2 separate regions of the Homo sapiens genome follow, and region 2 is linked to region 1. Evidence: chromatin loops called from intact Hi-C (ENCODE). Cell type or tissue: stomach. All regions are shown on one strand. Links, peaks and the distances in the headings refer to the core of each region. The heading gives the core; the rest is flanking DNA. Region 1 overlaps ANKRD17-DT (ANKRD17 divergent transcript). Region 2 overlaps AFP (alpha fetoprotein).

Region 1 (12,849 bases), core at 4,436-9,435:
CTAACATTTGTTTTAGGCAAGTGTATGGCAAAGCAGTGTAAAGATGATTGTTATTAAGACTAAAATGAATAATAAGGGCAAGTAATAAATATACTGTAAAGCACAGACACTCGTTCTTATCTTTCTTAGGTTTTTGCTACGCTGCTTTTTGCACCCCTGCATTATTATACCAGTCTACATTCTAAGAAAAGTCACCTTTGGCTTTGTGCCCCCCAGTCAGCTGTTCAGTCTGTCCGGCAGATCCCCATTGGCGTTTATACCAACCAAATCTTTTGGAGTTGTACATCCTTTGCCTAATGCCCTAACAAGGCTCTACAGCACTCACTGGGACAAGAGCACCACCTTGTGTTGCATCACTGATTGTTCACAATTCTCAACATGCTTTGTTTTTGCTTGAGCTAGAGCTACTTGTGGCTGAGGCCTTTGAAGCTTCCTCCCAGGAGTAGCATAGAATAGAAAATTGTTAACAAATATTTTTCCAAATATAAAAAAAATGGAGCCCAAGCCCTTTTTTCAATACAGTAATAGTGCCAATGCCTAACATTAGTATATTGGTTACTACATGCTGGAAAATGCTTAGCTTATGTCCTCTGAACTCTTGCTATTTACTATTGTTTTTAACAGATTTATGCTTTAAAAAATGTTTTTAATACAACTCAAATTATGCTCTAGGAGCTAAAAGTCAGTTAAATGTAAACTTACCCTGTTCTGTCTTATAGAATCCCACAGTCAGTAAGTTTTTTAAAAGGATTCCAAGGAGTTCTTAGAAAGTACATTCCTTGATGTCTGCAAGCCTTTGCAAGCAGATCAACTATTTAAACTATTTTAAAAGAATTACTGTAGAAAGAAGTTTTCTTAAATTCCTGGAGAAGGAACATGCATAGATTCTTTCTGCCTCCTCCTCATTACACCACTCCACAGGCAGTTTTGCCTTACTTTTCTATTGTTCTGGCTTTATTTCTTTCTCATATTTATTGCAAAATAAGCTCCAAATAAGTAGAAGTTTATTAGTATTTTCTTAGAGCAGAAGCCAATATACCACCACTAAAAACACCACTGAACACACATGATGAACATGCAATACAAATTGAAAAGTCCATTAATGTATTATTGTTCCCATTTCAAGATGGGAAACTGAAGCTGAGGGAGGATTATAGAAGTTCATACATCTAGTAAGTGGTACAGTCATTTCAAATCCAGGTCTCTTGGACTCAGCACTTGTGACCAAAACCATTATGCTTTATTGTCTCTAACCATAGCATTCCAAATCATAAGCACATATTAATACCAAACATCTGTTAAGTATAATCCAAACAAATTATGTGCAAATGTCAAAACTGATACAAATTTGGAAAAAAGTTGATCATTCAAAACTTACTGCAAAACTACAGTAACCAAGGTGGCTGGCAAGATGGCCAGCTAAGAACAGCTCCAGTCTGCAGCTCCCAGAAAGATCAATGCAGAAAGTGGGTGATTTCTGCATTTCCAACTGAGGTACCCAGCTCATCTCATTGGGACTAGTTAAACAGTGGGTGCAGCCCACGGAGGGCGAGCTGAAGCAGGGTGGGCCGTCGCCTCACCTGGGAAGTGCAAGGGGTCAGAGAACTCCCTTGGAACTGGGTAACAGGCAGAGGCTGGAACAGTTTGGAGGACTCAGAAGACAGAAAAGTGTGGGAAAGTTTGAAACTCCTAGAGATTTGTTGAATGGCTTTGACAAAAATGCTGATGATGATATGAACAGTAAGGTCCAGGCTGAGTTGGTTGCAGATGGAGATGAGGAACTTATTGGAAACTGGAGCAAAAGTGACTCTCGTTAGGTTTTAGCAAAGAGACTGGCGGAATTTTGCCCCTGCCCTAGAGATTTGTGGGACTTTGAACTTGAGACAGATGATTTAGAGTATCTTGCAGAATAAATTTCTAAGCAGCATAGCATTCTACAGATGACTTGGATGCTGTTAGAAGCATTCAGTTTTAAAAGGGAAACAGAGCTTAAAAGTTTGAAAAATTTGCAGCCTAACAATGCAATAGAAAAGAAAATCTCATTTTCTGAGGAGAAATTCAAGCCAGCTGCAGAAATTTGCATAAGTAACGAGAAGCCAAATATTAATCTCCAAGACAATGGGGAGAATGTCTCCAGGGCATGTCAGAGACCTTTGCAGGAGCTTCTCCCATCACAGACCTGGAGGTTTAGGAGGAAAAAAATGGTTTCATGGGCAGGGCCCAGGGTCCCTGTGCTACGTGTAGTCTAGGGACTTGGTGCCCTGCGTCCCAGCTGCTCCAGTCATGGCTGAAATGGCCAACACAGAGCTCGAGCCATGTCTTCAGAGGGTGCAAGCCCCAAGCATTAGCAGCCTCCACATGCTGCTGAGCCTGCAGGTTCACAGAAGTCAAGAATTGGGGTTTGGGAACCTCCGCCTAGATTTCAGAAGATGTATGGGAATGCCTGAATGGCCAGGCAGAAGTTTGCTGCAGGGACAGGGCTCTCATGGAGAACCTCTGCTAGGACAGTGCAGAAGGGAAATGTGGGGTTGGCTCTCTGCGTGGGGTTGGGCCCTCTTGCATCAGTGTGACCTGGATGTGAGACCTGGAGTCAAAGGAGATTATTTTGGAGCTTTAAAATTTGACTGCCCCACTGGATTTTGGACTTGCATGGGCCCTGTAACTGTTTTGTTTTGGCCAATTTCTCCCATTTGGAACAACTGTATTTACCCAATACCTGTACCCCCATTGTATCTAGGAAGTAACTAGCTTGCTTTTGATTTTACAGGCTCATAGGCAGAAGGGACTTGTCTTGTCTCAGATGAGACTTTTTACTGTGGACTTCTGGGTTAATGCTAAAATGAGTTAAGACTTTGGGGGACTGTTGGGAAGGCGTGATTAGTTTTGAAATGTGAGGACATGAGATTTGGAGGGGCCAGGGGTGGAATGATATGGTTTGGCTCTGTGTCCCCACCCAAATCTCATCTTGAATTGTAATCCCATAATTCCCACATGCGGTGAGAGGGACCCAGTGGAAGATAATTTGAATCATGGGGGCAGTTTCTCCCATACTGTTCTTGTGGTAGGTTAATAAGTCTCATGAGATCTGATGGTTTTATCAGGATTTCCCCTTTTACATCTTTGTCATTTTTCTCTTGCCGCCACCATGTAAGAAGTGCCTTTTATCCCTCGCCATGATTCTGAGGCCTCCCCAGCCATGTGGAACTGTAAGTTCCTAATTAAACCTCTTTTTCTTCCCAGTCTCAGGTATGTCTTTATCAGCAGCATGAAAATGGACTAATACAATAGCCCAATTTAAAAATGGGCAAAGGAAGTGAATAGATAGTTCTCCAAAAAGGATATACAAATGGTCAATAAGCACTTGAAAAGATGATCAACATTATTAGCCACCAGGGAAATGAAAATCAAAACCACCAGATGTCATTTCACACCCAATAAGATGACTACCTGAAAAAAGATAGACAATAACAAATGTTAGCAAGAATGTGGAGATATTCAAATTCTCATATATTGCTCATGGGACTGTAAAATGGTGGTAGCCACTTTGGAAAATAGTCTGACAGTTTCTCAAAGGGTTAAACAGAGTTACCACATGATCCAGCAATTCCACTCCTAGGTATATACCCAAGAAAAATAAAAACGTATCTACACAAAAACGCACACACAAATGTTCATAGCAGCAGTATTCATAATAGCATAAAAGAGAAACCACCCAAATGTCCATCAATTGATGAACGGATAAACAAAATGTAGTATATTTATACAATGAAATATTGTTTAATAATAAAAAGAAATGAAGTAATGATACATGCCACTACATGCATAAACCTTGAAAACACGTTAAGTGAAAAACCTATCACAAAGGACCACATATTCCATGATTTCATTTATATGAATTTTCAAGAGTGGGAAAATTACAGAAAGTAGATTGGCAGTTGCCTGATGCTGGAGAGGAAAAGGAGATTGTAGGGTGATGGCTAGGGAATGTGGGTTTTTTGGAGGGGGTAATGACAATGTACTAAAATTGTGTTGATGGATGCATAACTCTGTGAATATACTAAAAACCCTTGAATTGTACACTTTAAGTGGGTGAATCATATGGCATGTGAATTATATCTTTAAAAACCATAATAAATTTACTTGTGATGGTCATTCAGGAATATTTTACTTTGCACACAGAAGCACAGGGGCATGTGATGATGCCGAGACAAAATCTTAGGTCAGACATAAATATGAAAACTGCAAGTCTCTAAAGCCTCATGTAGCTGCTCCTCAGAAACATATTTAAGACATAATTGGTTTCAAAAACAAGAAAGTTAGTGAACAAACAAAAGAAAAGCATATAAAGTAGTAAAACTGCTGCAAAGATTACCTTGATGATATTAAAGACATAAGTTCATGGGAATAAGTCACTGCCATAGGCAAAGAGAACTTACTTTCAGGTTCTCTTTGCTACAGTGAGCAGAGAGAAAAATGAATCAATGTTCTTGTGCCATAAATGAAGTATGGATAAACTTAGACACTTTTTAGCTTCTTTAACCAGGCTTAAAATGACAAAAAGCAATATATAGTCAAAACATTACTTCTGGAGAAGCCCTACTCTTGAATTTATCTTTGGAAATTAAGAATTGCCAAGGAATATTGCCATTTGGGGGTAGGCATGCAATATTGTAATAATTAATTTCTTTTGAAAAATATCCATTTTTACTTAGAAGAACCATTCAGTAATTCAAGGCAGAAATTTCTTTTTAATATTTAATTTTAATTTTTGTGGGTACATAGTAAGTGTATACAATTATGGGGTACATGAGATGTTTTAATGCAGGCATGCAATGTTTAATAATCACATCATGTAAAATGGGGTATCCATCCCCTCAAGAATTTATCCTTTGTGTTATAAACAATCCAATTATATTCTTTTTATTATTTTTAATGTACTATCGAGTTATTATTGACTATAAAAAGTGACCCTATTGTGCTATCGATTACTAGGTCTAACTCTTTCTATTTTTTCTGTACCCATTAACCATTGTCCCCAGCCCCCCACTACTTTTCCCAGCCTCTGGTAACCATCCTTCTACTCTCTATGTCCGTGAATTCAATTGTTTTGATTCTTAGATCCCACAAATAAATCAGAACATGTGAAGTTTGTCTTTTCTGTGCCTGGCTTATTTCACTTGGCATAATGACCTCCAGTTCCATCCATGTTGTGGCAAATGACAGGATCCCATTCTTTTTATGACTCAGTAGTACTCCATTGTGTATAAGCACCACACTTTATCCATTCATCTGTTGATGGACACTTACATTGCTTTTAAATTTGGGCTATTGTGAACAGTGCTGCAACAAATATGGGAGTGCAGATATCTCTTCGATATACTGTTTTCCTTTCTTTTGGGTATATACCCAGCAGTGGGATTTCTGGATCATATGGTAGCTCAATTTTTGGTTTTTTGAGGAACCTTCAAACTGTTTTCCATAGTGGTTGTACTAATTTACATTCCCACCAATAGTGTACAAGGGTTTCCTTTTCTTCACCTCTTCGACAGCATTTGTTACTGTCAAGGCAAAAATTTCAAGGAATGTTGTGCATACATATTTAGGTCAATTTCTTCAACATAAATTTTATTCTTATGTTTTATTTTAAAGTTGCTTTACAATTTATTTCTATAATGTCTATATATATTACTTATATGTTTATGAATTTTAGACGAAATTTTAATTGGAAATTATTACTTTTAAAATTTTATTGATGAATTCAATTATTGATGACTTCATATACTAACCAGGTCTTGCAAAATTATGATGCAGTAACAAAAATCCATCCTCTCAGGGATTACAACAACAAATATCTTGTTACTTTACATGTCAGTGGGAGGTTGCCTGTGTGTTCCACCTTCTTTTCCATTTGTGATTTAGGTAGAGTAGCAGTCTTCATGTGGAGCTTTGTCATTGTTGTGGCAGTGGGAAAAGAGAAGGCAGAGCCACAGATGGCCCTTAGTGCTGCTGGTCAGTAATAGCAGACATCATTTCTGCTTAGAGTCCATTAGCTAAAGCAAGTCATTTAGCAAAGCCTGACATCGCTAAACCTCTGAAGTGCACAGAAAAAAACACCATTGGTCGGTGAAGCCTGCCATCACAGAATGGAGAATTATCAGCCTTTCACAGGATAAACGGCAAACATGTAAAAACAGTAATCTGTCATCACCATGAATAACAGAGTCTGAAGGAAACATTAGAGATAATCTAATTCAATCTCACAAGTTTATAGATGAGAAATCAGAGGCCTAGAAAGGGAAAGTGATTTACTATAACTAATCAGGATGAAATATCTGACAGTCTCACACCATAGTAGAATTCACCTTTTTGTTTATAGGAACAATTGATAAGTGAAAAAGTAATACGGTAGGCCAACTTAACTATGTATCTGCACACACATCAAAACATACAAACATACATATACAGCAAGAGTAATAATTTTCAGCCAGCAAATTCATATTTATGCTACTAACTGATAAATATCATGTATATCTAACAAGGTACTTAGAAAAAGAGAAATTACTCCTGTTTATTTTTGGAAACACTACAAATCAAGCCTTGATTTCTTGTTTTGATAATAGACAAGAAAAGCATGGAGAAAATGTTAATAATGCAGATTAAAGTGTGTCATGTTATGTCATATTGTAAGTAGCACCAAAAAATTGGAGAAATATTCTCCCAGTATTTGAAAACTCACCTAATTCAGCAAAAAAGTCACACACATAATTGACAAACAAGTGATGTTTTAACATCAGTCTTTTCTTTTTCACTTCGTTCTTACTAGTTAATGTAAACAAATGTTATCAACCAACATTCATGATTAACCACATCATGTTCATCAACTACAACCATAGGGAAACTATGGATACAGGAGGCTGGTAAAAAAAAAAAAAAAAACTCAAAAAGAATTCTGTGAGAATCAATTGGCTATATTAAAAGCACTATATATTTTATTATTATTTCTAAGTTGTGCTACACATTGTATGTATCAATAAACTTTATAATAAACATATACATACATGCATACTTTTTTTAGAAAGCTGCTTGTTAAACATTTACCAGTAAGCACTACGAATAGAGATATTCATCAAATATCTCTCAAAGTTTCTGATATTATCAATGTCTACAGGAGCAATGAGGAAATAAAAGCTTTCACTATTTATCGATGCTTTTATGTTCATGCATTTAAGTACCTACAAAGTGTAAGGACCTGTTTCTAATTGCTGTGTTAAATACAAAGATGTAGTCTCCTCAAGGAGTTAAAAATACAACAGAGGAAATAATTGACATAAACCTTACTATAATGCGAAGCAGTATGAGCAACACCACCCCCACCACAGACACACACAAAAAGTAGGAAACATAGTAACAAAGTAACGTGCCAGTGCACTTTAGTAAGAAATGTCAAATCTGGAATTAGAAATGGTTTACATACATTCCTAAACACTCTAAAAGTTTTACTACAAACTAATAATTAGAATAGTGTTTGTCATAGTGCTTTGTGCATAGCAAATTATCAACATTATGTCATCAACATTATGTCTCTTGAATTGTACTAAAGGTAAATCTGGCTGGGCACAATGGTTCATGCTTGTAATCCCAGCATTTTGGGATCTGAGGCAGGTGGATCACTTGAGGTCAGGAGTTAGAGACCAGCCTGGCCAACATGGAGAAACCCCGTCTCTACTAAAAATACAAAAATTAGCTGGGCGTGGTGGTGTGTGCCTATAAAATCCCAGCTACTAGGGAGGCTGAGGCACAAGAATCGCTTGAACCTGGGAAGGTGGAGGTTGCAGTGAGCCGAGATCACCACACTGCACTCCAGCCTAGGCGACAGAGTAAGATGCTGTCTCAAAAATAAATAAATAAATAAAAATAAAATAAAAGGAAAGGAAAGGAAGAGAAAAAGAAAAAGAAAAGAAAAAACTGGCAAGGATTGGGTCAAAGAAGAGGCCCTCTGATTAGGCAAAAAAAAAAGTAGCAAGGAGGGAAGGATACATTCTAATAGACACAACTGCAGTGAGATAGTGAGGCCACAGATGGCATTTGGCATCCTCAGAAGCTCTTGAAACTTGGCTCTTGCTTGAACAGTCTCCTCAAAGGAACTGAGTTGAGGGCAAAGGAAGAAAGAACTCAATATATTCTGGTTCTGCATTTCGAGTTACTAAAGACAAACTCCAGGCTTCTTTCTGGGGGTTTTGGTTTCATATGCTTCCTGAGGTCTCAGGGGCCTCACTGACTCTCACCTTAATATATTCTCACCTCTTGCAGATACTTTTAAAACTCACAAAGAGGCCGGGCGCGGTGGCTCACACCTGTAATCCCAGCACTTTGGGAGGCCGAGGCGGGCAGATCACGAGGTCAGGATATCGAGACCATCCTGGCTAACATGGTGAAACCCCATCTCTACTAAAAATAGAAAAATTAGCTGGGCGTGGTGGCGGGCACCTGTAGTCCCAGCTACTCAGGAGGCTGAGGCAGGAGAATGGTGTGAACCCTGAGGCGGAGCTTGCAGTGAGCTGAGATCGCGCCACTCCACTCCAGCCTGGGAGACACAGTGAGACTCCATGTCAAAAAAATAATAATAAAATAAAAAATAAAACTCACAAAGAATAGAATTTAAACGCAGATAGATGATTAAAATGCAAATTAGCTTCAGATTAAATGTAATCAGACAGCAAGTGAGTATCAATGATAGATTCTCAGATTTTTCCTGGTTTTGGTGACATTAATAAAGAGAAGAAAGCTTAAAGAACTCAAAGAAAGGAAAACACTGCAAAAAGAATAATCTAGGAATGAGACAAAACTCTGAGCCATCACGTCTTTGACCCTGAAAAAAACTGTAGTCTAAGATATTTTGTGACATAACAGCAATGACAGCTGAGGTTGTATGCAAGTTTTTGTTTTGTATCATTTTTCTAAACTGAGAAACTTAACTGAGGTATCAAAATACATAGATTGATTTCATTTCCTTTGTTGCCACATCAGAATAATTTATCTATTGTTTTATTTAATAATGTGGTACACAAAAATAAGATACAGTATCTACAATCTACTGATTTTGAAAGTCTAACTTATATAGTTGGTTAGCTCAGTTTTTTAGAGTGTGGTGTTAATAAATGATTAATTTACATAAACAAAAGAATTTTTTAACTTGTGAAAATGAACAATAAAAATGACAGTTAAAAATAAAGTAAACTACCGTATACTAAAACCTGGGGGTGGGGGGGTGCACCCAGAGTACATCTAGAGTAGCAGTCCCCAATGTTTTTGGCACCAGGGACTGGTTTTGTGGAAGACAAGTTTTCTATGGACCAGGGTCAGGGGTGTGGTTTTGGGATGATTCAAGCACGTTACATTTATTGTGCACTTTATTTCATTATTATTACATTGTAATATATAATTAAATAAGTATACAACTCATCATAATGTAGAATCAGTATGAGCCCTGAGCTTGTTTTCCTGCAACTAGACAGTCCCATCTGGGAGTGATGGGAGACAGTGACAGTTCATCAGGCATTAGATTCTCATAAAGAGTACACAACCTAAATCCCTCACATGCGCAGTTCACAATAGGATTTGTGCTCCTGTGAGAATCTAATGCTGCCACTGATCTGACAGGAGGTGGAGCTCAGGTGGTAATGCAAGTGATGGGGAGCGGCTATAAATACAGATGATGCTTCACTCACTCTCCTGCCACTCACCTCCTGCTGTGAGAAATGGTTCCTAACAGGCCATGGACCAATAGTGGAACCCCTGATATAGAAGAAAATTTAAAGTCTTAACTGCATTTAAGGGAAGTATGAGGCAGGGGAAGGAGAACTACATTTGTTAAGTAAGTATACAAATTAGAGAGTGAGAAAACCCAACAAAGTAGCAGACAGAAAATAATAAAGCTACACCCAGAAACTGAAGAAATAGCAAACAAGCAGCAGAAAAGAATAGAGAATCTGGGCCAGGCACAGTGGCTCACGCCTGTAATCCCAGCACTTTGGGAGGCCGAGGTGAGCAGATCACCTGAGGTCAGGAGTTTAAGACCAGCCTGGCCAACATGGTGAAACCCCATCTCTACTAAAAATACAAAAAAAAAATTAGCCAGGCGTGGTGGTAGGTGCCTGTAATTCCAGCTACTCAGGAGGCTGAGGCAGGAGAATTGCTTGAACCCGGGAGGCGGGGGTTGCAGTGAGCCGAGATCACGCCATTGCACTCCAGCCTGGGCAACGAGAGCGAAACTCCGTCTCAAAAAAATAAAAAATAAAAGAATAGAGAATCTTAAAGCTAGCGTTCAAAAAGTTTAACAAAATAAGTAAGCTGTTAGCAATCAAGGCAAAAAAAGGATAAAAGAAAGAAGTCACAAAAATAAGCAATATTAGGTCCGAGCACAGTGGCTCATGCCTCTAATCCCAGCACTTTGGGAGGCCGAGGTGGGAAGATCACCTGAGGTCAGGTGAAACCTGTCTCTACTAAAAATATAAAAATTAGCCAGGTGTGGTGGCACACCCCTGTAATCCCAGCTACTAGGGAGGTTGAGGCAGGAGGATCACTTGAACCTGGGAGGCTGAGGTTGTAGTGAGCCGAGATTGCACCACTGCACTCCAGCCTGGGTGACAGAGCGAGACTCTGTCTCAAAAAAGAAAAAGAAAAAAAAAAAGCAGTATTAGGAATGAAAAGGGGAGCCTAAGCAGAAATAAGGAAATCCTTAAAATCATAAAATAATAGTGTAAGTTTTAGTCCATACTTTTCATTTTTACATATTTTATTTTGTTAATTTCAAAAGATGGTACATTCCCATGGGTTAAATTTAAACTACTCCAAATGATTATACTAAAAACTTTTTCTCATCTCTCCTCCAACTACCCAATATCTCTCTCAAAGGCAGTCCAATGGTTTCATTAACTCATGAGTACTTCCAAAGACATTTTATTCATTTATAGGTTAATACAAATATGACTTCTCTTACCACCTTTCTCACAAATAAAATAACTGGTAGGTTTTAAAGATTCTCCTGGACAAAAATGTATAGGTATACTTCACAAAACTTTCAAGAAAAAGATAATTTGTATCTCATACAAGTTGCTTCAGGTAATAGAAAAATGAAGGAGCTTCCACATAGCTGAACACGTGGAGGTTCAGAGGGTGGCTCATACCTTGCTTCCCCCATACCTCGCCCTACGCCTTTCTTCATCAATATCCTTTATAATAAACTAGTAAACACAGTGTTTTCCTGAGTTCTGTGAGCTTCTTCAGCAAATTAGTCAAACCCAATGACGGGGTCACAGGAACCCCAACCTGAAGCCGGTCAGTCAGAAGTTCCATAGGCCGGGACTTGGGACTGGTGGGTAGGGGGCAGTCTTGGAGACTGAGGCCTCAACCTGTGGGATCTGACATTATCTCTGGGTAAAGAGTGTCAGAACTGAATTAGAGGACACCCAGCTGGTGTCCACTGCTTGATATGTAGGAAAACCCTCCACACAATTGGTCACAGAAGTCTCCTGTTTTGACGATTGTTGTGGTGTGAGAGTAAAGGAAAAGCACAGTTTGAGGAGAGTATTCCCTACACATATTGGTGTCAGTAAAATGGAATTTGCTCGAATTGTCTTTGACTCATGGAAACATGTGGTTTGGGAAGAGAAAGGATAAAAGGGTGGGGGATGAGGAACTTTTGATTCCTGAGTGGCCATGTGGTCACCTGTCATATGAAGCCAGTAGCTGTACTGAGATCAGTTACTAAAGGTGAACGTTACCAGTGGAATCTCGAGATGGATTCAACTCCCCAGGAACTGGTTCAGTGGTGGATGCCTAAGAAAATGCAAACTAATAAGAGATAAAGCAAAATATTCAATCCCTTGGTTACTATTATCTATCCTGGCTAAAATGAAAGTAAAAGAAGGTGCTGGTTCAGGACTCCAGGCTGGACTAAGCTCAGATGTAGGTCTGTCTGAGCACAGGCCACTAGCCTCAAAGTCACCCACAAAAGAGAAAATTGTGCAGTGACAACAGAAAGTAGCCCTGAAACCTATGATTACCAATAACATAATCAAACGCAAAACCAGGTAACAGTTGAAACCAGAGGATATAATGTGAAGGAATTGTTCCATTTTGTAGATTGATATCAACTTCCTGAGAAACTTTTACTAAAATGGACTATGAGAGTATCAAATTTAGGGGCAGTAGCTTTGATTTTAAATGCTGCAGAGTGGAATAGCATGTCTGGGTTTATGTAAGACCCACAACTCACCATTGAACAATCGCAGATGGGTGTATACAATCCAGATACACAGGAGGTAATTCCTCAGTGAATAGCCAGCCTGGTGGACTGGATAAAATCCACTGTAACGTCTGTTTACCCTGAAAAGGGGAACTGTCCAACTCTACCTATAAATGCCAAGTGGAGCACCCCAGATGAGGCAGTTGATATGTTTTTTATGTAAGCCATGTGGGACTGGCTTTATGATGACGGGGATATTCACCACTGAATATGCCCATTACGCAGGTTATGGTAAATGTTGTGGTTAAAGAGGCCCCTTCTACCTGGGCATCCCACATGACATTACTCCTGCAGAAGAGGGCCCCTTAAAATCATTACCTGGTTTTATTATGGGAATGAACATTGTATCTGATTGGGGAATGTTTCCCCTACCTGGTACTGTAAAACAGAAGGCATGTAAGTCAAACAATATTTCTAGAAGCCTTATCAAATTTTCTGTCTCAGTTTCCGCTCATGGGTCTTACAGATGCTAATAAAAACATTAGGTTAATTAGACCAGGCACAGTGGCTCACACCTATAATCCCAGCACTTTGGGAGGCCA
Region 2 (12,849 bases), core at 5,024-10,023, 120 kb before region 1:
ATGGACATTAACAGAGCCTATGAGCCATAGAAATGCATAGTTGAAATTTGCCTGATTTCCTGGGCAAAAGTTTAAGATGAGCTCTGAGGCTGGGTCAAGTTGCTGTTATGACTTCCAGATTGGGCAGCGTCAGCCCTATGCTCTGCAGAAATGTGCAAGTTTTTGTTTTCCTGGCCAAGTTTTTATCTCTCCCTTGTTTCTAAAGAATAGCTTTTATGGATAAGGTGTTCTTGGTTAAATTTTTTTTTCCTTTCAGCACTTTGAATTATCATCCCACTCCCTCCTGGCCTTGAAGGTTTCTATGGAGATGTCAGCTGCCAGGTGTGTTGTATCTCTCTTATGTTATTTGCTTATTTTCTCTTGCTGCTTTCAGGATGCTCTCTTTGTCCTTGACCTTTGAGAGTTTGATTATAATTATGTCTTAGGGTAGTGTTAGCCCTTCAATTTTATCTTTCTTTTTCAAGGCTGTCTTGGTTATCCTAGGTCCTTTGCATTTCCATATGACTTTTAGAATCAGTTTATTAATTTCTAGAAAGAAATTAGGTGATTCTGATTGAGATTGCATTAAATCTATAGATCAAAAGAATTGATATTTTAACATTATTAAGTTTTTCAATCTGTGAACAAGATATAACTCACTCTTTCTAAATGTCTTATTTAATCTTCCTAAGCAATATTTTGTAGTACACAGGTTATTCACATCTTTTATAACACTTATCTCTAAGCAGAACATATTTTGATGTCACTATAATATTTTTAAAATTAAATTTCCAACTTTTTGTTGCTAATATAAAATATACAAATGATTTTTGTATATTATTCTGCAACCTTTCTAAACTCACTAATTAGTTCTATTAGTTTTTTGTAGAATCCATTGGATTTTCCATTCCAAAAATTATGCTGTCTTCAAATGAAGACAATTTTAGTTCTTTATTTCCATTCTAGATGCCTTTTGTTCCTTTTTCTTGCATGATTTATCGTTAAAGCCTCTAGTACAATGTTCAACAGAAGTAATGAAAGCAGATGACCTTATCTCTTTTCCTTTCTTTAGGAAAAAGCATTCAGTCTTTCACAACTAAATATAAACTTAGCTGTAGGTTTTCATTTATGCCCTTTATCAGGTTTAGGAAGTTCCATTCTGCTTTTAGTTTGCTGACAGTTTTTATCAAGAATGAATGTTGGATTTTGTCAAATGTGTTTTCTGTATCTATTAAGATCATTATAATTTTTTTAAAATAATACACATATTGAATTATATTCATTGATTTTTCCAACGTTAAAGTAACCTTGTATTTCTGAAATAAATCTCACTTAGTCATAATATATTATCTTTTTGGCTTTTTGTTAGATTCAATTTTATCTATGTTCATGTGCAGGGGTCAACATACTATGGCCCGCATGCTAAATTCAGCTTTTAGTTCATTTTTGTATGGTATATGAGCTTAAAAAGGTTTTCACATTCTAAAATATTAAAGAGAAGAGAATGAAAGAGGAGGAGAAAGACCAAGAGAAAGAGAAGAGGGGAAGAAGGAGAAGAAGGAGAAGAGAAAGAGGAGAAAGAAAATGAAGATGAAGAAAAAGAGGAGGAAGAGGAAGAGGAAGAAGAAGAAGAAGAAGAAGAAGAAGAAGAAGAAAGAAAGAAAGAAGAAGAAAGAAGAAAGAAGAAAGAAGAAAGAAGAAAGAAGAAGAGGAAGAGGAGGAAGGCGAGGAGGGAAGGGAAGGGGAGGGGGAGGGGAAGTGGGGGGGAGAAGAAGGGGGAGAAGGGAAAGGGAGGGAGATGGGGGAGGGTGATGGGAGAGGGGGGAGGGGGATGGGGGAGGGGGAGGGGAAGGAGGAGGGGAAGGGGGAGGGGACGATGATGACTGTAAATAGCCTGCAAAGCCTAAAATACTTATCTAACCTTTTACAGAAAATATTTGTTGACCCCTGTTCATAAGGACTATTGGTCCATAGTTTTATTTTTATGCATTATCTTTGACTTATTTTTAGTATTGGGGTAATGCTGGCCTCATAGAATGAATCAAAAAATATTTCCATCTCTTTGATTTTTTTGGAAGAGTTAGTATAGAATTAGTATTATTTTTCCTTAAATGTTTAATAGAATTCATCGTGAAGCCTGGAGTTTTCTTTGTGGGAATGATCTTAATTACAACTTCAATTTCCTTAATACATAAATAACCACGTTAACTACTTGTTCTTGCATGAGCTTTTGTAAGTGTGTCTTTCAAGGAATCTGTCCTTTTCATATGTCATTGAATTTACTGACATATTTTTTTCACAACATTTTCTTCTCATTATTTTAATACTTGTAATACTATCACCTCTCTCATTCCAAACATTGGTAGTGAGAAATCTGGTTAGAGGTTTATTAATAGTATTGATCTTAAAGAACCGCATTTGGTTGCAGTGATTATATCTATTGATTTCTTCTGTTTTCTATTTTATTGATTCTCCTTTGATCTTTATTATCTTCTTTCTCATGACTAGTTTTTTAATTTGCTCTTTCATCTCTAGATTATTAAGGAAGAAGCTGATGTCATTGATTTGAGATCTTCCTTCTTTTCTATAACACATAGGCCTTTAGCGTTATAAATTTCCTTTAATTTAAATGTCACTGTTTTAGTGACATTCTATAAATTCTGACACATTTTTCATTTTCATTCAGGCAAAAATATTTTTTAAATATGCTTCTGATTTCTTTTTTGATTCATGAATGTTTACAAGCATGTTACTTAGTTAATGGATGTTTGGGGACTTTCTAGAGATCTTACTGTTATTGATTATTAATTTAATTCCATGCTATGGAGCAATTCTCTGGACCCTTCCTTAACTCTTTGAAAGCAGCATCATTGGAGGAGACAAATTCCTTATACGGTAATCCACAAGTCCTGGGAAAGTAGGCATGAAAGAGATTGCAATGATGGTTTCCAACTTCATCCATGTACCTACAAAGGACATGAACTCATCCTTTTTTATGGCTGCCTAGTATTCCATGGTGTATATGTGCCACATTTTCTTAATCCAGTCTATCATTGTTGGACATTTGGATTGGTTCCAAGTCTTTGCTATTGTGAATAGTGCCGCAATAAACATACATGTGCATGTGTCTTTATAGCAGCATGATTTATAATCCTTTGGGTATATACCCAGTAATGGGATTGCTGGGCACAGGTACCCTAAAACTTAAAGTATAATACAAAAAAAAAAATAAATAAATAAATAAATAAATAAAATAAAATAAAATAAAGAGATTGGAAGACTTAATTTTTAACAGTAGCTGTTCTGCACCCAGCTGTTTTCACCAGTCTTTTGCCCCAGCTGGAGTTTAGCCTTATCCCAATATTATCCTGTGGTCACCAAGCAATTTGAGCTACTCCTTCTGATTTATGCTTCACAGTGGCAGTGAAGCAAGTGGCAGCCTTCGTTGTAATTTAGTGTATAGACAAAAGCACAAGTTAAAAATCTATCCCCCAAACCTACCCACCCTCTTTCAAGCCAGCTATTCTAGAATGCCACCACTTCCTAATTCTCATTCTACACGATACACACACACACATGCCTACACACACATACACATGCATACACACACACACACACACACACACACACGTCTTTAACATCCTCAGTGGTATCTTATGGTTTTTATGTTAATTTCTTAGGCCTGTGCTTTTTTTTTTTCTCTAGAAAAAAATTTTATTAGAGGAAGCTAACAACCCCTCTAGTTTCACCACCTTATAAGAAAATATATATAGCCCATGGCGTGTAGTATTCCTCCACATACTCAAATAAATATTTCTAGAATGCCTATTATGTTTCAGGCACTGTTCTATATGCTGAAGATAGCCGAAGTAAACAAAGGAGACAAAAGTTACTGTTCTCATGGAGCTTACACTCTAGTGAGGTAGACAGAAAATAAACAAGTAAAATCTAGTGTTTGTCAGATGGTGATAAGTGTTGTGGGGACTGGGAATGGCATTTCTGAATTAAAATAAGGTAGTTGAGGAAAACATCATCATTTAGCAGATAACTACGAGTAGAAGCTTGAAGTTGGTGATGAAGTGAGCCTCACACATAGCTGAGGGTCTTCTAAGCCAGAAGGGTCATGAGGGCAAAACCCTGAGCAGGACATTGATTGGTAACTTGAAGAGCAGCAGGGAGACCTCTGTACCTGATCAGAGGAGTAACAAAAAAGGTCAGAAAGATATTATCATGTAGGGTCATTGGACAGACTTTGCATTTTACTCTGAGAGAGGTGGGAAGCCACTAGAGGATTCTGAGTGGAAAAGTGACATAATGTTCACTTTTGAGAATAGGGTTGAGGGTGGAGCAAGGTCACTTGTAAAAAGACCAATTAGGAATCTATTGCAATAACCCCAGTGAGGCATATGATTGTGACTGGTACCAAAGTATTGAGAAATAGTCAAATTCTGGATACTTTTTAAAGGTAGAGCCGACAAGCTTTGCTCATAGATTGAATGTGTGGGTGATATGCAAGAGAGGGGTCATCAATAAATCCAAAATGTCTGACTCATAAAAACAGACAGATAGACAAGATGGAGGTACAAATTTGGGACAAGGAGTAGATTCACATTCAATTTGTAATGTGCTAAGTTTGTGTTGTCTATACATTATCAGCATGGAGATGTTAAGGAGGAAGCTGACGTAAGAGCCTGTAAGTCAAGGAAGAAATCCAGGCTGGAGCTATAAACATGTGTTGTCAACATCTAGATGGCATTTAATGCACTGAGTCTGGATGAGTGAATTTCGGTCAAGGAAGAACTGTTCTGGGACACTCCAACATTTAGAGGTCAAAGAGTTAGGAGGACACAGCAAAGAAGATTGAGGTGAAACAGCCAATGAGGTTGGAAGAAAGTCCGAACACCAAGTGAGGAAAACGTTTCAAGGAAAAGAGAGTGATCAATTGTGTCAAATGCTGCTGAGAGAACTCAGATAAGCTAAAGACTAAGAATCCACTATTGGATTTTGCAGTGTGAAAGTTGTTGGTAATCCTGACTACAGCAGTTTAATACCCTGAGTCTTTATTTGTTATTTGCCTAACTTGTTCTGTTAATGAGGTAGAGATGTTTTAAAATCTCCAATTTGGCTGGGTGCAGTGGCTCATGCCTATAATCCCAACACTTTGGGAGGCCGAGACAGGCAGATCATGAGGCCAGGAGTTCGAGGTCAGCCTGGCCAACATGGTGAAACCCCGTCTCTACTAAAAATACAAAAATTAGCTGGGTGTCATGGCGCGTGCCTGTAATCCCAGCTACTCAGGAGGCTGAGGTAGGAGAATCGCTTGAACCAGGGAGTCAGAGCTTGCAGTGAGCCGAGATTGTACCACTGCACTCCAGCCTGACGACACAGCGAGACTCTGTCTCAAAAAAATAAATAAATAAATAAAATAAATTTTTAAAAATCCCCAATTTACAATTGTACTTACGTCAATTTATCCTTCTGCCTCCAATCATTTTTTCTTTATATATTTCAACAAAATATTATTTGACTCACAAATTTCCCTAACAGTTTTACCTTCATTGTGCTTTTCCCTTAAAAAAATAAAGCATTTTCCAGCTTAATGCTTTTATATTGAACGTGATTTTATTTTATTGTGATCTTTAAATTAATACCTTTTAGAATTACACCAAAATCAGACAAAGTTCATAGATGTTGCAGTACAATGGAAAGAAAAATGTCAAGTAGAAAGCAATCTAGTTAGAACTAAAAGGGCTAGGTGTAGTGGTTCATGGCTCTAGTCCCAGTTACTCAGGAGGCCAAGGTAGGAGGATCTTTTGAGCCCAGGATTTTGAGACCAGCTGGGCAACATAGCAGATTCCAATTCAAAAAAAAAGAGAAGAAGAACCGAAAGCACATTTTATTGCTCTAAAGCCATTGTCTTCTCCCAGAGCCCAGGCCAAAGTATGCATGTAATTTTCAGATTTCTATTCAAAGCTAAGAAGATAAACAGCTTCCCTACTGGGGGAATGGTCTTTTTGTCACCTCTTGCTGACTTTGCCCCCTCTACCCTTTTCCCTGCCCCATTGCCCATGCTCCGTATCTCATAGATTATCTTCCTCAAAGCTAATTATTAATAGCACACCTCTGCTTAGCTATCACTGTGGTCCTCTGTTACTCATAAGATATTGTCCAACCTCTTTAGAATAGAGCGCTGAGAGTCTGGATTAGCCCTTCATAGCTTCCACATCCTGCCTAACATTCTACATCTCTACCCTTCCTACCTACCCTGTACTCCTCTAAAACTATTCATCATACTTTGTCATACCCAGTACCTCTGACCATGTTTCCTCTTTCATAAAATGGCCTTCTCTTTTACTTGAACTGATGAATGCTCATTCATTTTCTAAGACTCTTCTTAAACATTTATGGCACCTTTTCCAGTCAGAACTGATGTCACCCACCCTTTCGTTCCCTCAACAATTTGTTGTCAACTCCTTGTGGTCATAATCTGAGGCATCATTATTGTGTTGCTTCCTTCTCTACTGAAGCGACTGGAGAACAGTGACTGTACCCAGCCCAAGGCCTGGAACTCAGTGAAGGCTTAATAAACATTTGTGGAATAAAAATTTAATTGATGAAAACATTAATTATATTCAATCAAAACTGTAATATTCTTATGTTTTAAAATGTCTGTGAATAGAGAACTGAACAAGATTGAGAAAAAAAGTAGATGTTAAATTTTCTTAGATCCCATAGAAGAATAATAATTTCTTTTCTCATCTCCAGATTATCTGTTAGAATACTTCAGTGATGGTCATTTAATAAACAAAATGCCCTGGTAGCATCAAATAGTGTTTAACTTGGGAACATTTTTCAGTTCACCAAGTGATCTAGTGCTGTAAATCCATCCTTGGATAGCTTTAATCTCCTATAATAACCAACACTTAATGCTATTTTAACAGAATCTGCTTCAGACAATGGTATACAAAACTAAAGAAATTATCGATAACTTTTCATAAATAAGCAAACTTGGAAAAGGAAACATTTGGAGATATTTTATTTCTGTGATAAGGAAATCTCACATAAAAGTCTTTATCATTTCATTAATTCACAAAAAGTGTTAAATCAGTTAAAATTAAAGAGAAAAGTTCACACCGAATGAAAGACTCGTTTTGTCTTCTCTTCCCCTGCAATATGAGCAAAAATATATTAAATACTAATTAAACTAATAGGTGCAGTAAGTAACTGGTTCTATTATTTTATATCAGAGAAATATTGGATACGTAGGAAAGTCTTCTGATAGCATTTGTTGAAGTCTTTTAAATAACCAAAAAGGATTTTGCATAGTTGAGCCACTAATTTAACATTGTGTGCGTAATTTTGTTCAAGTGTTTTTAAAATAAACTTTTTTTTGAATTCCATGTATTTTTAAGAGAATTAATGGCACTCCTCATGATCTATCTCATTATGGATTGATATTTCTGGAGAAACAACATTGTATTCAGGCTTGTCTGAATGTTTTGTTACCTGAAGTAATTTAAACTCCCAAAGCAGCACGAGTTTTTGAAATCAGTTTTTGTCCCTGAAAATTAAGAATAAACATAATCAGATAAAGAAATGGATTATTATACCAATCATACAGTTAACACTCTACAATCCGGGGTGAATTCATAGGTTTGTAGATTAACTAAGTTAAAAATGAAGAAACACATCTCTGATGCCAACAACCTGGGATAGTAAAAGCCAGGGAGAAAACAATATTCTTTCACATCAACAGTTTTCTTCTATAACAATCTCCAAATCAATGCGTATTCTCAATCTTTCCCCTTCCTCTACAAATTACAAGTTATTAGAAATTAAAAGGTTTGCAGATAAAGCACTGCTACTATTTGTTCATGTTCTCTATATCTAAATAAATGTCTTCTCAGATTAGAGAACATTAATCTTCTTGTGTCATGTTTTTCAGAAATGCTTCACATCAAATCTGTTTCACCAGTTTTATCTAATTTGGTTATCTATGTCCCACCCTACCTGATCCCACCAAAAACACACACATATACTGGTAAGTGCACACACTCAAATGCATCTAATTATATTATTTATAGAAAAACTCTACATTTCTAAATATATCTGTCTTTGGATTTTACATGGTGAGAAAGGTAAAATTGACAAAAACGCTAAGTTATAGAATATCTTTTTAAAGTATAGTGTTGCTATATTCAAATATATGTAGCAATACAAACTAAAGATTTGTAAAATTTAGCCAATTATCTTGATTGTGATAATCATTTCACAATGTATAAATATATTGAAACATCACATGTTCACCCTAAACATATATAATTTGTATTTGTCAATCATGCCTCAATAAAGCTGAAAAAAGGTAATTTTTTTAAATGTTAGGTAGAATCCCCTGGTTAAAGAAAATCTGGCTAATTATCCAGCTAAAATTACTATGTAATTAAAATAACTCCTAAATACTACTCTGTTGATGTACAAAAGCAAGCTTCTAAATGAGTTCAAAAACATTTTCTACAAATAGACTCCTAATACTCTGTTTGCACAATTAATTTGCTATTAAATCCTTTAATCCATTTAGCTGAATTGATCAATTTTAGGCCAGAAACTATCTAAATTACCGTCAATTATTTACACATTCACTTTATGGGTTTCTCTACTAGGAAATAAATTAAAATTACTAATTCTATTAATATATTTTAATATTATAAATTTTCCTAATATTAAGCAAGAAAATGTGATTATTTTTTAAATCTTATAGAATCCCTCAATCTGCTTCTCAATGAAATTTAAATCTCTCTGAAAATATTTTAAAGTTATAAATTTGTAGGGTCTTCCTTTCATTATCCACTACAGAAAATTCCATAGCAAGTATTTTGAGTATGAAATGAGCTGCATGTACCTCTTCAGCAAAGCAGACTTCCTGTTCCTGGCCTTGGCAGCATTTCTCCAACAGGCCTGAGAAATCTGCAATGACAGCCTCAAGTTGTTCCTCTGTTATTTGTGGCTTTTGCTTCACAAGGTTAATGAGAAACCTGTGATTTAAAACAAAACAAAATACAAGAGAAGTCTGTTATGCAATGCTATTTTTCTACAGCCTTCCTAGTAGAGAATTTTCAGAGCCTAAACCCTTACTCCATCAACCTATCACCAGACTGACCACACACACCTTGTCTAGTACTTTCAGTAGAAAGATTGAGGCTGAAAGCATGCCAAGTGTTCCACCAGCCTGGAGTTGTGCAGGTTGTGGATAAAACACTATTTCATACTTGACCATACTTATGTGTAGTGGAAGGCAATCTCCCCTCATCCCCCAGGAATATCCTTTCCTGTCCGCTCTTCTTAACTGTGTCTTATCTACACTCAAAGACCCAGATCTCCGAATCCTGCCCATCCAGTTATCACACCCCTTATCTGGGCACTGGCAGCACTAATTGCCTGCACTGCTCACTTAGCAAGCCTTTCATGTTGGACTTAGACCAGAGCAATAGAAAGTAGACCAGAGCAATAGAAAAAGCTTGCCAGAACAGGCAACATTCTTATCATACTGTGAAACATACCTCAGACTGTGATAGAGGAAAAAAGAGAAGAATGGGTTTTCCAATGAAGGAAGACTATTTACAAAACAAGTGAGGATTAAAATGCATGGGAGTTTGAAGAACATAAGCTCCATTGACTTGCATGACCATCACCATTACAAAAGAGCTCCCACAATGAACTGAAATGTACATGTCATTTCTTAACACCCAAACTGCATGGTTGAATTAAATAAGATGGTTATTCTCTTCAAAGTGTAAATAGTGTAAAAAAAGATTCAATGATGTGTTTCCTGTGCTTGGAATGGAAGTACCCAAATTTGCTGCAAAGATACACTCTAATTCCTCAGAATAGATTGCCCACTTTTCCTCAACCCCCAAATACATATCACAATAACAGTTACAACAGAGATTATTTTTACAAACAGGAAATTGTCCACCCTCGTCAATTTTTCTAGACCTGCTTCCCCAATGAGACTGTGAAGACACTGAGACAAAACTATTTTCAAAGGCATTTTAAGTGTTTTGGGAGTAACGCTCTGTTAGTGAGCCCAATAGTGTTAGGTGAGCGAGGTAGAAGTCTCAGTTACTCTTTGGGGTTGTCATTCTTTTCCATGCTAGCAAGTAACAGTTTCTTACTCTTGCTTCATTGTTTGCAGCGCTACACCCTGAGCTTGGCACAGATCCTTATGGAAAATGAACTTGTCATCAGAGAATGCAGGAGGGACATATGTTTCATCCACCACCAAGCTGCTGAAGCATGGCCTCCTGTTGGCATATGAAGAAGTGCAGCACTGGCCAACACCAGGGTTTACTGGAGTCATTTCATGTCTGATACATAAGTGTCCGATAATAATGTCAGCCTGGTTAGGAGAATGAGAAAAAAAAGTAAGGAGATTGGGCATTAGTCACAAAGTTGGTTCAGTTTTTCAGAAAACTGCTGCAATAATTTCTAATGCCCAGCAATTTATAATTAATATTACAGGAAAATTTGCTATGTAGGATCATGTGACATTATATTGTAAATTCCAGGATTTACCCATTTGTTTGGGCTAAGCCTTAGCAAGTAGTAGCAGATGGTCCATATGTGATGTTGAGGATAGTCATTTAGCTATTTGTGTCAGCTATTTGAAACATGCTTCCAGTTACATACACACTTCTAAAGGACAAAAATGTCTCTGCCTTTATGTTTCCCATGTGTATTTAGTTGAACTTTCCATTTTTCTTTTGATAATCACTATCTGAAGGTAAGAATAGCACAAACTTACCCCTTTTATTCACATACATATACACATGTATACACTTGCAGCTAATATATCATCCTAATTGAAAAGAAGTAAGAGCAATTTTGTGGGTTTTTAAGACTTTCCTAATGTAGAATCTTGCTACCTTGCCTACTTAGGAGATATTTCTTAATCACCTAGTAATAACTTGTAATAAGAAATAATATGTTTTGTGTGCACTTTATCTGTCAGACTAGTGCTGTGTGAGTTATGCAGATTATCTTGTTTAAAACAGCTGTCGTATGAGGGTGGTATAATTTGTATTCTCAAATGTCAGATGAAAAAACTCAAGCTTAATGACATAAGTTGCTTTCCCACTGTGATACAACTAAAGAATAGTGAAAGTAGAATGCGGTTGTTGGCTGGTGGCCTCCGGAACATACACTCCTGAACCATTACACCATCCTGCATCCCTGCAGCCTCCCAGCATGGGAAATTCAACAAACAATTGAGGTGACATTTAATCACAAGAACTCTCCTTTTACTCTTAACCTTTGGGGAAAAAATGTATGACATGAAGACTAACAGCAAATAACTCCCCATTATGAAAAAGAGGAAAAAGGATAAAATAGACAATTTTGTTTGCAATTATGACTTTATAGGAAAAATATTTTTAATTCATCCTGTAATCTTATGTATGATACTAGTGACATTAGGAAGTAAAGAATATTGGCATTACTGACTCGAAAGTCATTTTACTATTCAGAACATAATACTTATCCTGTGCTGTACCCTATACCCTGCGAAAGGGAACCAATTATTCCTGATGTCATAATAATAATATCATGTTACAAAAGGTGAAAATATAAATATGGCTAAAATAGCATGACTAATTTTAATCAATCAAAGATAAAGCTTTTTTAAAACATCAAAGTAAGTATATGAACAAAAAGCAGAAATTATGATTTGAAGTTATGAATTATGAATTGTTATGAATTATGAGTTACATGTTGGTCGTTCTGTCTTTCCGATATATAAAGTTGGCTCAGATATTGTTGACTAAACTGGCTGAACTTCCACCAGCCACCCTGGAGGAATAGGAAGCATGGCCACATGCCAGCCATCCAGAGCTGGGTTCTCACACCCCTCCAACCGTGACTAATCAAACAAGCCTCCTAAGGCCATCTCTACATTGGTTTTTACCGTCTTCCCTAGAGGGGAATTATGAGGCTATTTCAAGTCAAACAGGGCAGAAATGAGATGGGACCAAACCAAGCAGACACTCACCGCTCCCTCGCCACAGGCCAATAGTTTGTCCTCACTGAGTTGGCAACAAGTGGCTGCTGTGGCTGCCATTTTTCTGGTGATGGCCATCAGCTCCGACGAGGTCAGCTGGGGGGCTTTCTTTGTGTAAGCAACGAGAAACCTGAAAGAAGCATTTTTTAACTAAGTCCTGCTGAGTCATTCATGAGTTTTTAGCCGCCTTGCTTCTTCTCACAGACTCTCTACTCTCATGCCAGAAGACATGAGGTCAGCTCGTTTGTTTCATCTACATGGTATTTGAACCAACTTTTGAGATGCATTTACTCTAACAACCACTCCCTGTACTCCTATTATAGAAGCATATCACAATGAAAAAGCAAACTCCAGGAGGAAGCCTGACTTGTATTCTCAACCTCGGAGCTTCATTGATTTTAACTGTGATCTTTTGGTGCTTTAACTCGGACAGACTATGACAGAATGGATATCTTTACTGCAAAAATTTGCACAGTATGGGGAACTTAAAGTCAATACCACAGATCAGACCTCACAGGTCATTCTTGTTGCTTCCAAAGGAGGAGAATGGGGAAGGCTACATTCTCTTTAATAATTTTAATTCACTAAAAATACTGTTTACAAAAACATACGCATTTTGTAAGTAATATTCTCCTAGTTTCTGGAAGAGGCCGCAGCTTCGCTTTGCCAATGCTTGGCTCTCCTGGATGTATTTCTGTAATTCTTCTTCCTGAAAATGAAGAATTATTACATATACATTTTTCTTTTCTTGGATGCATAACTTTGTATATAAAATTGATCAATATTATATACTATTATAAAACCAATCAGAGATGTTT

The links. Hi-C counts contacts between places; a loop is a spot of excess contacts. Peaks named below come from ENCODE experiments on the same cell type or tissue, not always from the same donor. Only the 100,000 strongest peaks of a DNase experiment are listed, where the experiment ranks them.
Region 2: a loop joins it to region 1, with 2.3 times the contacts of the local background. A loop is called at or near these places in 20 of 110 quality-filtered maps.

Annotation. Positions count from the first base shown.
Region 1 is chr4:73,329,058-73,341,906 of GRCh38, reverse strand. All of the region lies in intron 3 of ANKRD17-DT (ANKRD17 divergent transcript), which reads right to left. Among named protein-coding and RNA genes, the nearest start is that of ALB, 69 kb to the left of the region's middle. RefSeq lists enhancers at 1,820-2,319, 2,320-2,821. In stomach, for the core only: no CTCF peak of the experiment used is centred there; no DNase peak of the experiment used is centred there.
Region 2 is chr4:73,449,927-73,462,775 of GRCh38, reverse strand. AFP (alpha fetoprotein) reads right to left here. Exons shown (of 15, transcript NM_001134.3): 10 at 12,643-12,740; 11 at 12,023-12,161; 12 at 10,152-10,375; 13 at 8,879-9,011; 14 at 7,486-7,540; 15 at 6,602-7,145. The coding sequence ends at 7,496. Among named protein-coding and RNA genes, the nearest start is that of AFP, 20 kb to the right of the region's middle. RefSeq lists enhancers at 11,494-11,994, 11,995-12,495, 11,667-12,849. In stomach, for the core only: no CTCF peak of the experiment used is centred there; no DNase peak of the experiment used is centred there.